2 separate regions of the Homo sapiens genome follow, and region 2 is linked to region 1. A link is a loop called in an ENCODE intact Hi-C map of the cell type or tissue named here. Cell type or tissue: PC-9. All regions are shown on one strand. Links, peaks and the distances in the headings refer to the core of each region. The heading gives the core; the rest is flanking DNA.

Region 1 (7,894 bases), core at 937-5,936:
GAAGTATGTCCATCCCCTCTTCCATCATGGCTTGAACTAGCTTCTCAGGTTAACTCTGGAATGCCCTTGGCCAAGAGGAGGGGTCCATTCAGATGGGGCCTTAGAATTTTAGCTGTGGTTTACAAAATTGAGGCTCAAATATTTTCTACCATCTGAATTTTTCTCGTTTCTGTTCCTGTTTGGTGCTCAACTAAAATGTGAGCATTTAGAATTGATTTTCAGGTGGCTAGCTTCCTGGATGGAATTTTGTGTGGATATATATATATATGAATAATCATATTCATTTTTTGATATCTTATATTAACTATAAGAGCCATAGGATTAAAATAAGTTGGAACAGTATTCTGGTTTTGTCCTGCAGAAAACGTAAGCTTTGGTTCTGGTTGCCGTGTGACATGATTTCTACTAAATTTCACTGAAGCTCCACTTGAAGATTGTGTCTTTTTCCTTTTTATTTGTGTTGATTTTCATTTTCTATTGTTTCATGTTTTAATAGTGAGGAGTTGCTATTCTCATTGAACTATACTATACTGATATAAATAAATGAAGCTTAATACATTGCATAAAATAGTAGATAGCTATATTAAATAATTTTTGGAAAGGAATTGTGACCTGTAGAACTTACTGACTTTAAGTACAGCATGAACATAATATGCAAATAATGCTTAGTTCCTACTCATAACCAGAGAGTTGGGAGGAAAGGAAAAATAAAGAGTGAGAAGGATTTTTGAAGGCCGTGGCAAATTTAGTCTGCATGAAAAGCAGAACTTTCAGAATAGAAATTCACTCTGAAAAGAGGCATTTACAGAGATAGTGGAGGCCCCTCTTATAGAAATATTTACTGTTGTTTTTAACTTAGCACCTAAGTATGCTTTTGAATCATAACACTTGAATGAGTTCTGGAAAGTTAAATGCTCCAAGACTGTGGCAAAAAAACCTACCAGCTTTCATCTTCCTCCTTTCCATTCCCAACTTTCTCTAGTACTATTCAAAAACTCCCTAATTAGGAATTCCTTTGGGAAATTCCAATATCAGAGTTAACTAGCCAACCTATTATTGCTAATCATTTATTCCTACCCTCTATATAAAGATGACCAGCATGTGTGCACACACACACACCCAGACACACATCTCCCTATACCGTTTTCTTTTTTTCGTTCATTTTCTTTAAATTTCCCATTATACTTTTTAAAAAGTAATATTGTCCAAATTTATAGCACTGTAGTTCTTGGATTGTTTCTTATTACTTTTGCATCAAGCAAGAAATGATATTCAGAACACTTAAAGTTCTGATTGGTATGGTATAGAAGCTGCATTTCCCACAGTCACAAAGAAGGTCATACTCCATGTTAATACCAGGTAGTATCCATCATTAGCCTATTAGAAGGTACTGATAGTCACCTGGAATTCACCTACCATAATGATAGTGGCACTGGCAAAGGCATTGTCTCATCCACTGGAGTCTGGGCCAGTCCCTAGCAGTGAACATTCACAGGCTGATATTCGCAGACACCTCTCATGAACTCAAGGGCTGCAACCATGGTTGGTTAGTCAGGTGGCTTAGGACAAAGACTTTTTATGTACCTTAACTATTTTATTATTTTAATAATTAATAAGAGCGTATCAATGCATACCATCTATATATCAGCCCCGGGTATAGTGACAAATATCTTATCTTGTATAAGTACTATTTTTCATACCAAATTTGCTAATTATTAAGAGTCTTCACAGTTCACAGGATTTAATCTTGGTGAAAAAGGAATAAACTAAATAATAACAATAATAATAGTCCAAAATCAATTTGATACCAAATCAATCAATAAAGTGATCAGAGCTTTAATGCTACTAGGAAAATACTTCAGCTTTACCATTTTATGTTTCATTTCAATAGGCAATTAATCAAAGTTAGGAAAGAGTGAGCTAGCTTTTCTCCTGGAAATTTCAGCACAGGCCCTATGTATCATATTATTTCACTAATTAGAAAAAATTTTAGTTTTGTGTTAGTGAAGATGGCAAAGACAAAACACACACGATATTTCTTGTTAATTGAGAATGATTTTGAACATATTCTCAACTACTATTTTGCCCAAGATACTTCATTCTAAAAGATGTCATTTCTGAATAAAGAGCACATGCAATAAAATTGCATCAGAAACAGAATCCCTCACATAATATTCTTACAAATTTAACATCACTTTAGAGAATAGCTATTGACTTTTGTAAGACTTTATTATTTGTTCATTCATTTATTTTTTTATTCAACAATTATTTGGGTTCATACTGTGTGAGAGAAGACAGTAAGATTAGAAAATTGTTACAAGAGAGATATACAAACAGGGCAGTAGAATAAGAGAGAAGAGAAAGATGGTTAAAGAATCTTCACTCAAAGTTATCTGGTGATCAAAATCTGAGCTTGCTAGGCAAATGGAGGAGAGAAAGCACATCCCCAGGAAAGGGAAAAGTTTATGTAAATAGAGAGAAGTCTATATGGGGTATCTGAACAAGGGGCACTAACAGATCATACAGATCTTTAGTCATACCCAGGAGGGCTGGGTATGGTGGTTTATACCTGCAATACCAGCACGCTGGGAGGCCGAGGCATAAGGATGGCTTGAGCCCAGGAGTTCAAGACCAGCCTGAGCAACGTAGTGAGAACTCATCTACAAAAACTTAAAAAATAAAAAATAAATAGCTATGTCACCAGAAAAGGGCTCCCAATCCAAGAGACCCCAAGAGAGGGTTCTTGGATCTCTCACAAGAAAGGATTCAAGGTGAGTCCATAAAGTAAAGTGAAAGCAAGTTTATTAAGAAAGTAAAAGAATAAAAGAATGTCTACTCCATAGGCAGAGCAGCCCCGAGGACTGCTGGTTGCCCATTTTTATGGTTATTATATTTCTTGTTATATACTAAACAAGGTGTGGATTATTCATGATTTTTCTGGGACGGGGTTGGGCAATTCCCAGAACCGAGGGTTCCTCCCCTTTTTAGACCATATAGGGTAACTTCCTGATGTTTTCATGGCATTTGTAAACTGTCCTAGCACTGGTGGGAGTGTCTTTTAGCATGCTAATGTATTAGCTTATAATTAGCTTATAATGCTAATAATTAGCTTATAATGAGCTTATAATGCTAATAATTAGCTTATAATGAGCAGTGAGGATGACCAGAGGTCACTCTTGTCATCATCTTGGTTTTGGTGGGATTTGGCCAGCTTTACTCAACCAGTTTTATCAGCAAGGTCTTTATGACCTGTATCTTGTGCTGACCTCCTATCTCATCCTGTGACTTAGAATGCCTAACTTACTAGGAATGCAGCCCAGCAGGTCTCAGCCTTATTTTACCCAGGCCCTACTCAAGATGGAGTTGCTCTGATTCAAACACCTCTGATAACCATACCAAGGACTATGAGTTGCATTCTGAAATTAATGGGGGCTCTGTGAACAAAGGCAGTGAGTCTTATAATCAAATGTATGATTTATAATGTTTCTGGGAGGAAGGCAGGCTGGAAATAATCAGAATGGCCTGAAAATGATTGCAAGTTTTGGATTGACTATAAAGTAAGGTGGCATGGTGGCTGAACAATGCTGTGCTGGTTGTGTCAATATGAGTGTGAGCTGTGTCAGTATGAGTGTGATTGTATCAACATGAGTGTGAGCACCTGTGGGTAATTTTAAATAAAATGTGTTGAAAAATACTTGATTTTTATTGAAAAATTGCATAAAGTAGCTACTCAAGTATAGAGTGTTTGCTTTCACATATGCATATCATGTTACCTACATGAGGCAAAACAATGAAAATAACTGGATGGCTGTAGAAAGGTTTTGGAGAACCATTAGATTTTTTTAATGTTTAAGATGCTGCCATCTAGTGACACTTTTGTGAAATCACTTTGCAGTGATATTCATGTTTGTATCTTCCAGTTCTTTTCTCAATACATTTTATATTTTAATAATTTATATTGTCTACCAACCAATGGGGAAATAATTACAAATGCATTAAACATAGTGTAGAAGTCATACTTGATTTTTCAACGTGGTACCACAAATGTGGCCAGAAGGATTTTCATAATGGGATATTGTACATAAAGGTTTGTGGTTTCTTCAGTGTGCCATTCTTTATAAGTAATTGATAATGAAAGTGCTGCTTTTTCTATTTCTTGAGTTTTCTTAGAAAAATTGAGTTGTAAAAACAAATCTGTGAAAATCTGAGCTGTAAAAATTGCTTCATAAAAGTTGCTTTAATTGGAAATGTTGAAGAGAAGAAAAGAGAGTTTCAAATTTAGAATAATTAACTTTTTTCCCCATATGGAATTTCAGTATTATAAGTATATCTTAAAATATAAACAAATAAATGTGTGTGGAGGGGTGTGTGTGTGTCTGTTAAAGCTAAACATTAGTCTCCAAACCTAGGTTGTGATGACCTGATGACTTCTAAGTTTTGATGAAGATTAATTATATTCATGTCCTATTACTCCTTAAACTTATATTACAATGGAGCACTTGTCTTATTTTCATGGTACGTATTGCTCATTTTCTTTGGTGAGGAACAAAGAATAAATTAATCTCCCTTCCTCCCTCAAAATACAGTTATATTGTGCTGATATATTGTCCTTTTGTGAGATACTAACTCCAGTCATACTATAGTGAATGAGGTTTTAATTAATTAACTTTTCAGTATATTGAGGTTTCTTTATGCAAACCAATCCTATAGGGTAGAGGTAAGCACATCTTTCCGTAAAGAACCAAGTAGCAAATATTTTAGGCTTTGTGGGCCATATGGTCCCTGTTGCAACAACTCATTTCTGCTGCTGTAGCGTAAAAGCAGCCATGGACAATATTTAAACAAATGAGACTGGCCGTGATCCAAAATTAAATTTACAGAAACAGACTATAGTTTGCATGTCTCTTCTCTAGGGAAAACACCTGTATTTGTAATTTGGGGTTCTTTTTTTCTTAGGAAGTGTTAGAACACTTCTAAAATTTATTTAAGTATTTACTTCAAAAACTTTAATTCCATTGAGAGTTGTGTGCCTTCAGTGTTCCAAAAAATCTAGTTTGGAGCAGGTATGTGCACTTGGTAAACTAATCGTACACATAGTAAACTACACTTGGTAAACCAGTCATACACAAACCCAGAGGTAAAATGTTTTGCAAAGTTCTATCACCTGCATTTAGCCAGTTTTTAAATTCATGTTCATGTACAAAGTTGTCTTAATGTGGAATGAATCTTTATATTTTCTCAGTAAACATTGCAACATTTTGATATGCAGTAAGTTAAATGACTTTGATCATCAGCAAATAAATTAGAAACTTCCTACTTGGGTACAATTTGGATAATATGTATTCATTGTTCCAGTTTGTGCTTCTGGGAATTTAGTGGAAACAGAGACTTGCTTTTTTAACATTGTGAATTCCACTAGGCAGACACACAAAACACTTAAAACCTCATGACAAGTAAATAACTAAAACAGAATGGAGTCAGATCAGAAGAGACTCTTAGGGTACAAAGTCAATGTGTATGAAGGAGACAGTAGAGTTAATATTAAACTTTGAAATTCTCTCCCAAACAACTTCATTCTTCCTCTTTATTTTTGGATAAGAATACTTTTTAAAAATTAAGCACCATATAAAACAGCTGGCTCACATTGAGGATCTGTACTGTATCAAAGTATGCATATTTTGCTTACCAAATAGTATTAAGCAAGGATTGTTACTCTTATTCTAACATGAGAACTAGAAGAACTCACGCAGTAACTGATCCAAGCCTCCATCTTGTGATCCTTTGGTATCTTGTACTCTTTAAGAGGAATGGCAGGGGTAATTCCTAAGACCAAGTAAAGGATGTCTTGGTTTTTGGGAGCTGAGTATATCAATTCACTCTTCCCTTAAAATGCTGTGTAACAAATCATCTTGAAACTTGTTGTCTTAAAACAATAACCATTGATTTTATGGATCACCTTGGCATCAGAGCATCAAGGTAGGACTTGGCTGGAGGGGTTCTGCAAGTCTCAGCTGAGCTCATTCATGTTTCTGTGGCAAACTGCAAGGGGTGAGGAGGGCATGGAGGAGCAGCTGATCCAGATTGAGTTCAGGTGAGGATGATTATGCTCCACATTTCTTTTATCTTCCATCTGGGCCAGCAGTTTGGCCCAAGCAAGTCCTTCTCATAGAGATGGCAGAGAGCAAGAGGGAGCAAGCTTAGTCACTCAAGTACTTTTCTGAGACTATTTTTATTACATGTGCTAACATTCTGTTGGTCTAAACAAGTCACATGGCTGATCCCAGTGGCTGAAACTTACACCTTACCCACAGTGGAGGAACTAGAACTTACATGGCAAATAACATGGGCGCAAGAGAGGGCAGAGAAGCAGAACCATTGATAGAATTTATAACAGTGTATATACTTGAACTGATTAAATATGCACATGATGTGGGATTAAATGCTAAACAAGAAAACTATTGACTCTTTCATATTACTAGGATACACTTAAGCAGCAGTTCAGAAACTTTTTAGAAAAGGAAACCTTTTACACTCTTAAAAACCACTGAGGGTCTTAGGAGATTTGACATTGGCTCTATATCTGTATTTACTGTATTTGCAATTAAAACAAAATTTTAAAATGTATTTATTTGTTTTAGAATAACAACAAATGCATTACATATTAACATAAGCAAAATATTGTTATACAAACTATGTTTTCTTTAAAAAACAGTAGCATTGTTTATATATGGCAAATCGTATTAGCACCTGACTTAATAAAAGACAGCTGGTTTTTTATACCTGCATTCAATCTCTTTTTTTCTCTTTTTGAATCTTACAAAGAAAATAGGCACTCATGAAGATATGTAATCAGAAAAGGCAGGAGTAGTTGAATAGCCTTTCCGTCAATTTTGTGTATTCTTTGATACTGCATCAGAATTTGACAAGTGAGAACTTTTTAGGAGTTCTGGTATGGAATTTGAAGCTGAATCACTGAACTTTCTGTACTTTATTATATTAAAATTCATTGACTGAACTTGCATTTTGAATAGATCCTTTATCAATGCACAATATGTAACATCGAGCATTGGCCATTCAGAAAATATTGGTTCATTGAATTATGTGTATTTTCCAAATATTGACATATTTAATCATATAATAATTAGAAATTATGTATTACTACTATATTCATCAGAATTATCTCAATAATGGGAGCTAGTCATACTCATGGAAGTGGATACAAGTTTTTCAATATTCTAATTTCCCCTGGAAACTCTAATTTTATCATTGGCAGCAAATATTATAAGTTGTTTTATTGAAGTGACACTCCATTTTCAAAAGAATATCTGTTAAATACATCACACATGTGAATCGTCATTGTTTGTCAGTTGCTCTTTCATGCAGAAATGGTTGTCCATGATATAAAAGTGGCAGGTTCAGCTTGCCACTCAAATAATTGCATAAATACATTGCTTTAAGATAGCCATCCTACATCAGAATGTGGTCAAGGGTTTTATGTGTACTTCCCACACTCAACATTAAAAATATAGAATTAAGATATTGAGATTTAATGAAAATTGATCATTTTTACAGTTTTCACAAGGATATTTTCACATGAAACTTTCCCATGCCCCCAGGTGAAAGGCTGGAACCAATGTAATGACTACTAGTACAGTTCGGTACCGCTGCCTTGGCTCCTGCTAAGGTGGCAGCTGTTTTACCCATCACTGCTTTTGCATTATCAATGCAAGTGTCAATTCAGCAAAAAAGGCAAAGAATGTCTTAGCATGATGACAATTGCTTTGATCTGGTGGGCCTTCTGAAAGGGTCCTGGGAATTATGGATCATACTTTGTGAACCATTGCATCAAAGAGCAAACCATAATTTATGGTACAGAAGTTTGTCAAATGTTTTC
Region 2 (7,894 bases), core at 1,912-6,911, 380 kb before region 1:
GAATATTTAGTATGTTAGTAAATAAAAATATTGTGAAAAATGGCATGTCCCACTTCCCCATTCCTTTCTCCTTGATGTGTTATTTACTTTTACATCAGGCAGGAATTGAATCCACCATTGCAGCAGTAAGTCCATCAGTTGATTTGCTTTATTAAATAAGATTGTAGTGCATGAGGGTCACTGATCAAATAATTCCCCTAGAGCTGGCCTCTGCAGTTTTCTTCTTTGGCTGGAAAAAGTCAGAGGGCAGAGCTGTCCTCATCCTAGGTAAACACATTTTTGGGAAATCACAGAGTTTAGGAAAATAGTAACCTCTCTTAAATGCATACCCAAATACTCTAAAAAGGAATATGTTCTGGTATTAACAGGAGAGAGGACACCCTTCTTTCTTCTGTGATCTTTTAGCTCCCTTTGCATTCCAGAAAACTCTCTGGGGGTAGTTTATTTCCTGTTTCTTCACTGGATGTCAGAGACATTTCTGATACCACAGACACTTCAAATATTTATTTATGTATTCATTCGCTAAATATATATTTATTGAATAAATATTTATTGGATTTTCAAATGCCAGAAACTTCAGGTATTGTGTACAACTGAGAATATATGTATTCCTCTCTTTCAATTTACAGTCAGGAAAAGGAGGCAGATAAAGACAGCATGAGGGCAGAGGAAAGAGCAGTTATTTCCTCTCCATCTCTTAAAATATGATGAACGAGATGAACAGATTTCAATGTTCCATTAGAATTTGCAACTTGAGGATATTGGGACAAAGATCACATCCAGAATCTTTTATTGGAGCAGTCTGCATTCTCCTTCTGCTCTCCCATCTTGGATTATCCTTGAGGCCAGAGGAGCAAGCCAAACTCTCTGCTCACTACCCACATGATTGCTACCAAGTTTGCATGAAATCTCATGTTTGTGATTCCGTCTAAGTAGCATGTTTTTTCCAGGCAGTAAAACTTGTTACCGATTTGGTGGAATAGGGATGAGACCAAGACAAAAATGTTTTATGTGTATTTTTAGGCTGAATGAGAAGTGGTGAGGTAGAAAGGCAGGCAGAAGGTGGCTTAAATTAAGGAAGACATTTTCTGATTACTGTCTCTGGGTAAAAATTGAATGCACTTCCCATGAGTCAACTATCCCTTTGTTTACCTGGGCACAAGCTGGATGCTCATCCAGCAGGGATGTTGTCAAAGGGTTTCAAGTTTTAGACAGAGAATTAGACTAGATAACTTCTAAGCAGTTATCTATCTTAAAATGCATAGAATTAGAAAATCAAGGAGTCCTAGTACATTACAGATTTAGGAAAACCTTTTCTCACTAGTACAAATGAAATATATTTTATTTAAAATTTGGGAGTGAAAGCATAATGCATTTGAAAGAATGCAGATATATTTCACTGAATTGGGAATCTCAAAGTATACAAAATGCTAAATTAAATATATTCAATAATCAAAATATCGCCTCATATTTTGTGTTGATATTTGCAACTTGATTGAAGCAGGAGCCTGGTTTTAATTGGAAAATTTGACAAACGAACTACGTTTAAAAATGTGGTATTTTTTTGACATTCTTCAATCAAGAGGTAAAATTTATGTCCTCTTCCCTTGAAACTGGGTGGGCCCTTTTGGCAGGCTTGACAAATATAATGTGATCAAAGTAATGTTGTGTGACTTCTGAGGCTAACCAAGAAAAAGCCACACACATTTGGTGTTTTGGGACAACGGGCCTGGTGGCAGCACAAAGCCTCATGTACGAAGTCCAACCACGGTGAGTGGTCATATGCAGAGACCACGTAAGGAGAGAGAGGGATGCCTGAGGAGACCTACATCAGATGCACGAATGAAAGAGCCTCCTGGGTGTCCCAGCCTCAGCTACTGTCTGACGGCTCCATCATGAGGTACCCTGAGCAAGAACTGGACTAGCTGAGTCCTGTCAATCCCCAGATTTGTGAGCAAAATGAATGATTGCTATTGATTTACGCCACTGTTTTGGGGTGGTTTGTTACACAAAAAATGAACAACTAGAACACACAAATATCCCACTACTGTGCTTTCCTTATATGATCCTTATCCATTGACTTGGAAACAGGAAAAATCCAATGTTTACTATTTTCAACTTCCCCAGCTCTAAATATAATTTTCCATTAAATTACTGGAGAAAGTATGTCTTTGGTGACTATGTGGAACTATAGTTCATATATGAATTTATATAAATAGACCTTGCCCTTTGCTATCAGAAAATTATAATCCGTGATGTATTAACCAATAAAAAGAATGTACATATATATAGATATAAATTATCCAAATATTAATCAAATTCCTAGATTAAAGAAAGTGATTCATTATGTGTAGAAATAGGACAAAAGAAACTTTGTAGTGCTGAAAAATACAAATGTCTTAGGTGTTAAGAGCCTGAAGATAAATCACTATCCCAAGGAGGCATGAATGTAGAAAGAATGAAGAATGAGCCAGTGCCCACAGCTGTGGATGGGAACATAACCCACAAGTCAGGCTACTGAAGAACCTCTTTCCTACCTAAGGTGTCCAGATGACACATACTTTTTGATATGTCATAGGGCTAACAAGCATTTAAAGAACTAAAAGCTCATTAGCCTTTTCAAATATTAGTTTGTAACATATACATGTTTACTAATTGTTATAGTAAATAGGTTACTGTTTACTATAGGTAAATAACAGTAATAGGTTACTATTCACTATAGGTAAATAACAGTAATAGGTTACTATTTACTATAGGTAAATAACAGTAATAGGTTACTATTTACTATAACAATTAGTAACCTAACTAATAGAGTAACCTATTTAACACTTGTTAGAGTCTAACTAATTGTTACTATTTACTCATTCTATTCATAGTCAAATATACTATTTTAATCGGTATTATCTTTGAGCAGTTACTTAAAATGTTGTTAAAAATCAGCATTTTAATGTCATAGTTTGTATGTTACAATGACAATAATAGCATTCATCATAAAAACATCAAAATATCCCATGCAAAAGCAATAGCAAAAAGTGATTATTTCTAATGTCCTCTTTTATAGATTATAGTTTCAGATTAAAGTAGAATAAGGTAAAATATACATACACTTGTTCATATAATAGTCAAGATCTTTCAAATCTATTCAAAATAAAATATGAACTTAACAATCCATCTTTACATGTGTTGTAAGAATAGTTGTATTATTTTTAAAATTAACTTTATAAAATGAACAAAAAATGAGAAAAATTTAAAATAATATCCATTCCTTTAAAAATATCTTACCAAAAATTGATACCTATGAACTTTAGTTTTCCTGTGCAAATCAATTTTAACTTGCACTATTGTATATGCTGTTGTATTTCATAAAATATTTTAATATAATCCTGTTGATTCTTTGTATTTTCCTTAAACATTTAAAAATTGGCTGGTGAGATTGGCTCTCATCAAAAGTGTCTCTGAGTTCTCATTGATTGTTCTATTTTTGGTAGTAGCAAATTTAAATAAAGACCAGTTTTTTTAAAACATGTAAAAATTTCTCACTTGAAAAATTGACATTAGCTTTTAAACCAAAATTTATTCTCAAACTAATTTTTAGATGATATCCTAAAACCCTTCTTTCATTCCTTACAGGCATGAATGAAATCTGTTTTATTAGATGAACAGGGGATTATTTATACCTGTAAAAATCACAAGGTGATAAATTTGAATAACGTCAAAGTTTAAATACCACAACCAGTGTTAATTACCCATCCCCAAGTGATTATTAGAATTAAAAAAGGAAAATAAAAACTAGAACTTTCATTCTTTGACATCTTGAGAGTATGAATTCTTCAGTAGAATAGTTAGTATAAGAGTGCCTCCAAGTGGCATTTGTCAAAATTCCACATCAAAAATTTAAATATCAGATCTGAAAGTTAAGCTTTAATAATAACAAACCCTGAAGGAAAGTTCTCACTCTTTTCTTTCTGCTTATTTATAATCTACTCTTCATATATATGATTTCAGTTTATTATGAATCCCTATGTGTCATTAAATATCCACACTTCAGCTCCATTAATTCTCAGAATTCTAGGTAGTTTTTTAATACCTTAATTATGCTGCCTTGACACAGTGTTTTGGTGTGTAAGTAATTATTTCATTTCCATAAATTGTACAGTAGAATCTGTTTTGTTTAGCTGTACTATATCTTTCTTTTCAGTATTCTCTTAGAATCTTTTCCATATTTGCTGGATTGTAGAGGATAAGAGGGACAAGAGACTTCTTTCTTAAACATAGAATCTTAGAGTTATAGGATAATGTAATTCCATTACTCCAATTTTAACATTAAATCTAAGAATTTAAGAAATTTTCCCATGGCCATCCCGGTTAGTGACTAAATTAACAGAATCTGGTTCCCTGGACTTTTCATTCAGTATTCTTTCAAATATGTTTACTATAACACTTAAAAGGGAGTTCTTCCCTATACCCCCAAAAAATGCACTTTTAGTACATGATCTTAAAACTCAAACTCTAGAATATCAAATACAATTTAGAAATTGCCTAAGGCAAAACGTGTTCAGGGACTGACAAACTGATAGCTTCTCAATATATTTTGTTTCAATTAATTAATATGTAGAGTTTTGGAATTACCTCAGTTTTATGTCACTGAAATGTTTAAATCAGTAGAGCAAAAATGATCTTAGGAACGTCATAAACAGGGTAATTGAACTTATACTGTAGAGACTGAGATGTATGTGTTTTGCAAAGGTGACACTTGTAGTGAAGCTCATTTTCAAACTAGTTTCATTTGTAAAAGCTATTTCCATTACTTTGCCACTTTTTCATAACATTTATTCTAAATTTCTTTTTTTACTGTTTATTTTCCCTTCTTCCATTTCATATAAATGATTCCAGTAAGGCATTCTTCTCTCTTTTCCCAAAGGTGTCATATGGATGCTATTCTTTCCTAATTCTTATTCCTTTTTCACTTTTTAATTGCCTTTTATGGCACTTTTTCTCTCTCTCCTGCCACTTCATCTACAGCTTTTTTGGAATGAGTTAGCCAACATCAATAACAAAATTTAAAGTTCATTCTCTGAGGAGCTATAATGTAGATATATCTGGAGCATTAAGTATAGAAAAGTGCATGTAGATTTTCAGATAGATATGTAGATTTCTGTGTATGTATAATTTGAACTACTAACTTTTTAAACCTTTGAATGTAATGCTGTAATATCTATGGAGCTGTTATCCTGCAAAATTAGAATACAGTGTTTTAATTTAATAGTTACTCTTACCTATTTCCAGACTGCCTTTAAAAGATTGAACTCACAAGCTATAGTTTCCATTATTTTCTTCAGCTACATCCCATTGGAAAAATTAAATGTGTTTTAACTTTCTTGCCAAGATTCTACTTGTTTAAGATAGTTTCCAGCAGTGACCTTTTTTTAAGTGGTGTTTTTAGTATCTGCCAATCTGAGTTCATGTCAGAATGTCATTAGTGTGCTATTCACTCCGTCTCTCAGATCATTAATGAGGTTTCAAGTAAGACCAGGCTGACATACATCGCTATGACACTCAGCGAACATGACACTGTTTACCATCACTCTTTGATTCAAGCCCATCGCCCAGATTTTAAACATTATGACAATACTCAATGCAAAGCCTGTTTAAATTAACTTCTCTGAATAAAATTTCCAGCTGAAATTTAATGAGATACAACAAAACATGGCTATATTTAATACAATAAAATTTTCAACATGTCTACAGCTGTTAATCTTGTTTATTTCTCCCATGATTAACTATTCATATGTTTATTTTTCCCATAGTGAGTCTGTCAGATATTTTCCTTGATATTTGCATCAATTTTGTTAGTGATACATATGAACTTTCATAAATACTTCAATACTTGTTGGTCTGGTAAAGATTATTTAACTTTTTACATTGAAGCCAAATAAATTCAGATGGTGTACATATATAAGAACAAAATACATTTAATTATAGAATCCAAGTTAATATTTTATGAAATTTTTGATAACTTATTCCCAGAATTGGAGCAAGTGATAAACTAAAAATGAGTAAACTATATATTTTTTTGGTTTTATGTTAATTAAATACAGCAATAGACAAAATCATTCTTAAAAGATGAAAATCCCCACAAATCTATAAATTAAACTGTTATAAGATATTTTATTAGGTCTAATAATAATTTATTTATATTTGCCTGCTTTATAATGACATCTGACTATCTGCTTTTCAACCAGTTGTCAATATTTTATGCTACATATAGGGAAAGTTATAAAATTATCTATATGTTTAATTCACTTTAACTGGGAATAATCAAGGAAAATAATGTAAAAATGAAGGTAATCAGAAACATCTGCATTTGAAAATTATGGTTGCTAGAAACTATTGAATAATCACTATTTGGTGATTGGTCCACAAAAGTCCTAAAATGTGTATGTATACTATATCATCCTAGCTAGATTGAAAAACACTGAAGGCAGGCATACATGCTATTCAGTAATAAACACTAACTCAATATTTCCCACAAAATAAATATTATTTTCTAACTGACTGATGTTAAGGAGCTGTATTACCCACAACAGTATGGTCCTTGTGATAAATTGCTTCAGAATTACCAGATTTTGTCTGTCAATAACTGAAATAGAATCTCTGAGATGGGGCCAACTACAAGCTGTCCAGATGAGTTGTTTGCAGTCAACAGTGCTTGAGAACCATTGTCCCATAAACAACATAAGCAACAAGAAAATAAATGAAAGAAAAAAACAATATTTAGATGCTCTCCAAAGGCACATGATGAAAAAACTGAAGCAACATTTGTATTGAGCTAAGAGACAATTACTTCAAAGAATGTTTTTGAATTGGTTATCAGCATTAATAAAGTCTGATGGCCAGACAATTGCTCGATTTGCCTGATTATGTCACCTATGTTGACTGAATATGATATACAGTATAAGCTATTTAATCACATAATCAAGGTGTCAGATTATAAACAATATGCCACAAATTAAAATGAAAGTGAAATAGCTAAAAAATCAAAAAATATTTATGTTTATTACTTTAATAAATTTCTGTTTGTCTCTTATGTTTAACCAAGGTTTAGATACATTCATATTGGTAAAATTGATGCCAACCATTGATCTAGAAACCTAAGTCAAAACACCTTCCACAAAAAAGGACTCTAAATCTTTTGACTAACTGCTTTTATATTTCAAAATTAATATTCCCAAATGGAAGCTACCTGATTTCTCTATTAAATTAGGATAAATGTACAGTGCAAATTTAAGAACATGTTTTATTAGTTAATACTGTATGCTTGAGAGGAATTGTGGAGGCAACATGGTTTAGTGAAGAGTGTGGATTTAAAGAAGGATACATTTATGTTTTAATTTTCATTATAGAGCTTGTTGGTGCATGACTTAAGCCATGTTATTTTAACTTGTCTTTTCTAAAACAAAATAATAAAACTTACATGGAGTGGGGAGGGGTTCCAACACAAAACGTGATTAAATTGAATCATAATACAATGTCTCAAATCTAGTGGAGTCTTCACAAATGGTTGCTATTACTTTCAATCTATATAACTTTTTTTTTTTAAAGAAACATAACTTTGTTATTTCTTTTTATTTTTCTTACTTTTACTATGGCTTTCATTCTTTGTGTCTGTGTGTGTGTGTTTCTTTTTTTTTTTATTATACTTTAAGTTTTAGGGTACATGTGCACATTGTGCAGGTTAGTTACATATGTATACATGTGCCATGCTGGTGTGCTGCACCCACTAACTCGTCATCTACCATTAGGTATATCTCCCAGTGCTATCCCTCCCCCCTCCCCCCACCCCACCACAGTTCCCAGAGTGTGATATTCCCCTTCCTGTGACCACGTGATCTCA

Evidence for each region. A loop is a pair of places that touch in the nucleus more often than their neighbours do. Peaks named below come from ENCODE experiments on the same cell type or tissue, not always from the same donor. Only the 100,000 strongest peaks of a DNase experiment are listed, where the experiment ranks them.
Region 2: it touches region 1 in a loop (6-fold over the local background); 1 of 110 quality-filtered maps calls a loop at or near these places.

The regions. Positions count from the first base shown.
Region 1 is chr2:142,977,119-142,985,012 of GRCh38, forward strand. All of the region lies in intron 8 of KYNU (kynureninase), which reads left to right. Among named protein-coding and RNA genes, the nearest start is that of KYNU, 100 kb to the left of the region's middle. In PC-9, for the core only: CTCF peaks have their summits at 3,870 (motif pointing left) and 4,071; DNase peaks (open chromatin) are centred at 3,343 and 3,803; H3K27ac peaks cover 1,685 bases.
Region 2 is chr2:142,600,100-142,607,993 of GRCh38, forward strand. No RefSeq gene overlaps it. Among named protein-coding and RNA genes, the nearest start is that of KYNU, 270 kb to the right of the region's middle. In PC-9, for the core only: CTCF peaks have their summits at 3,842 (motif pointing left) and 4,045; no DNase peak of the experiment used is centred there.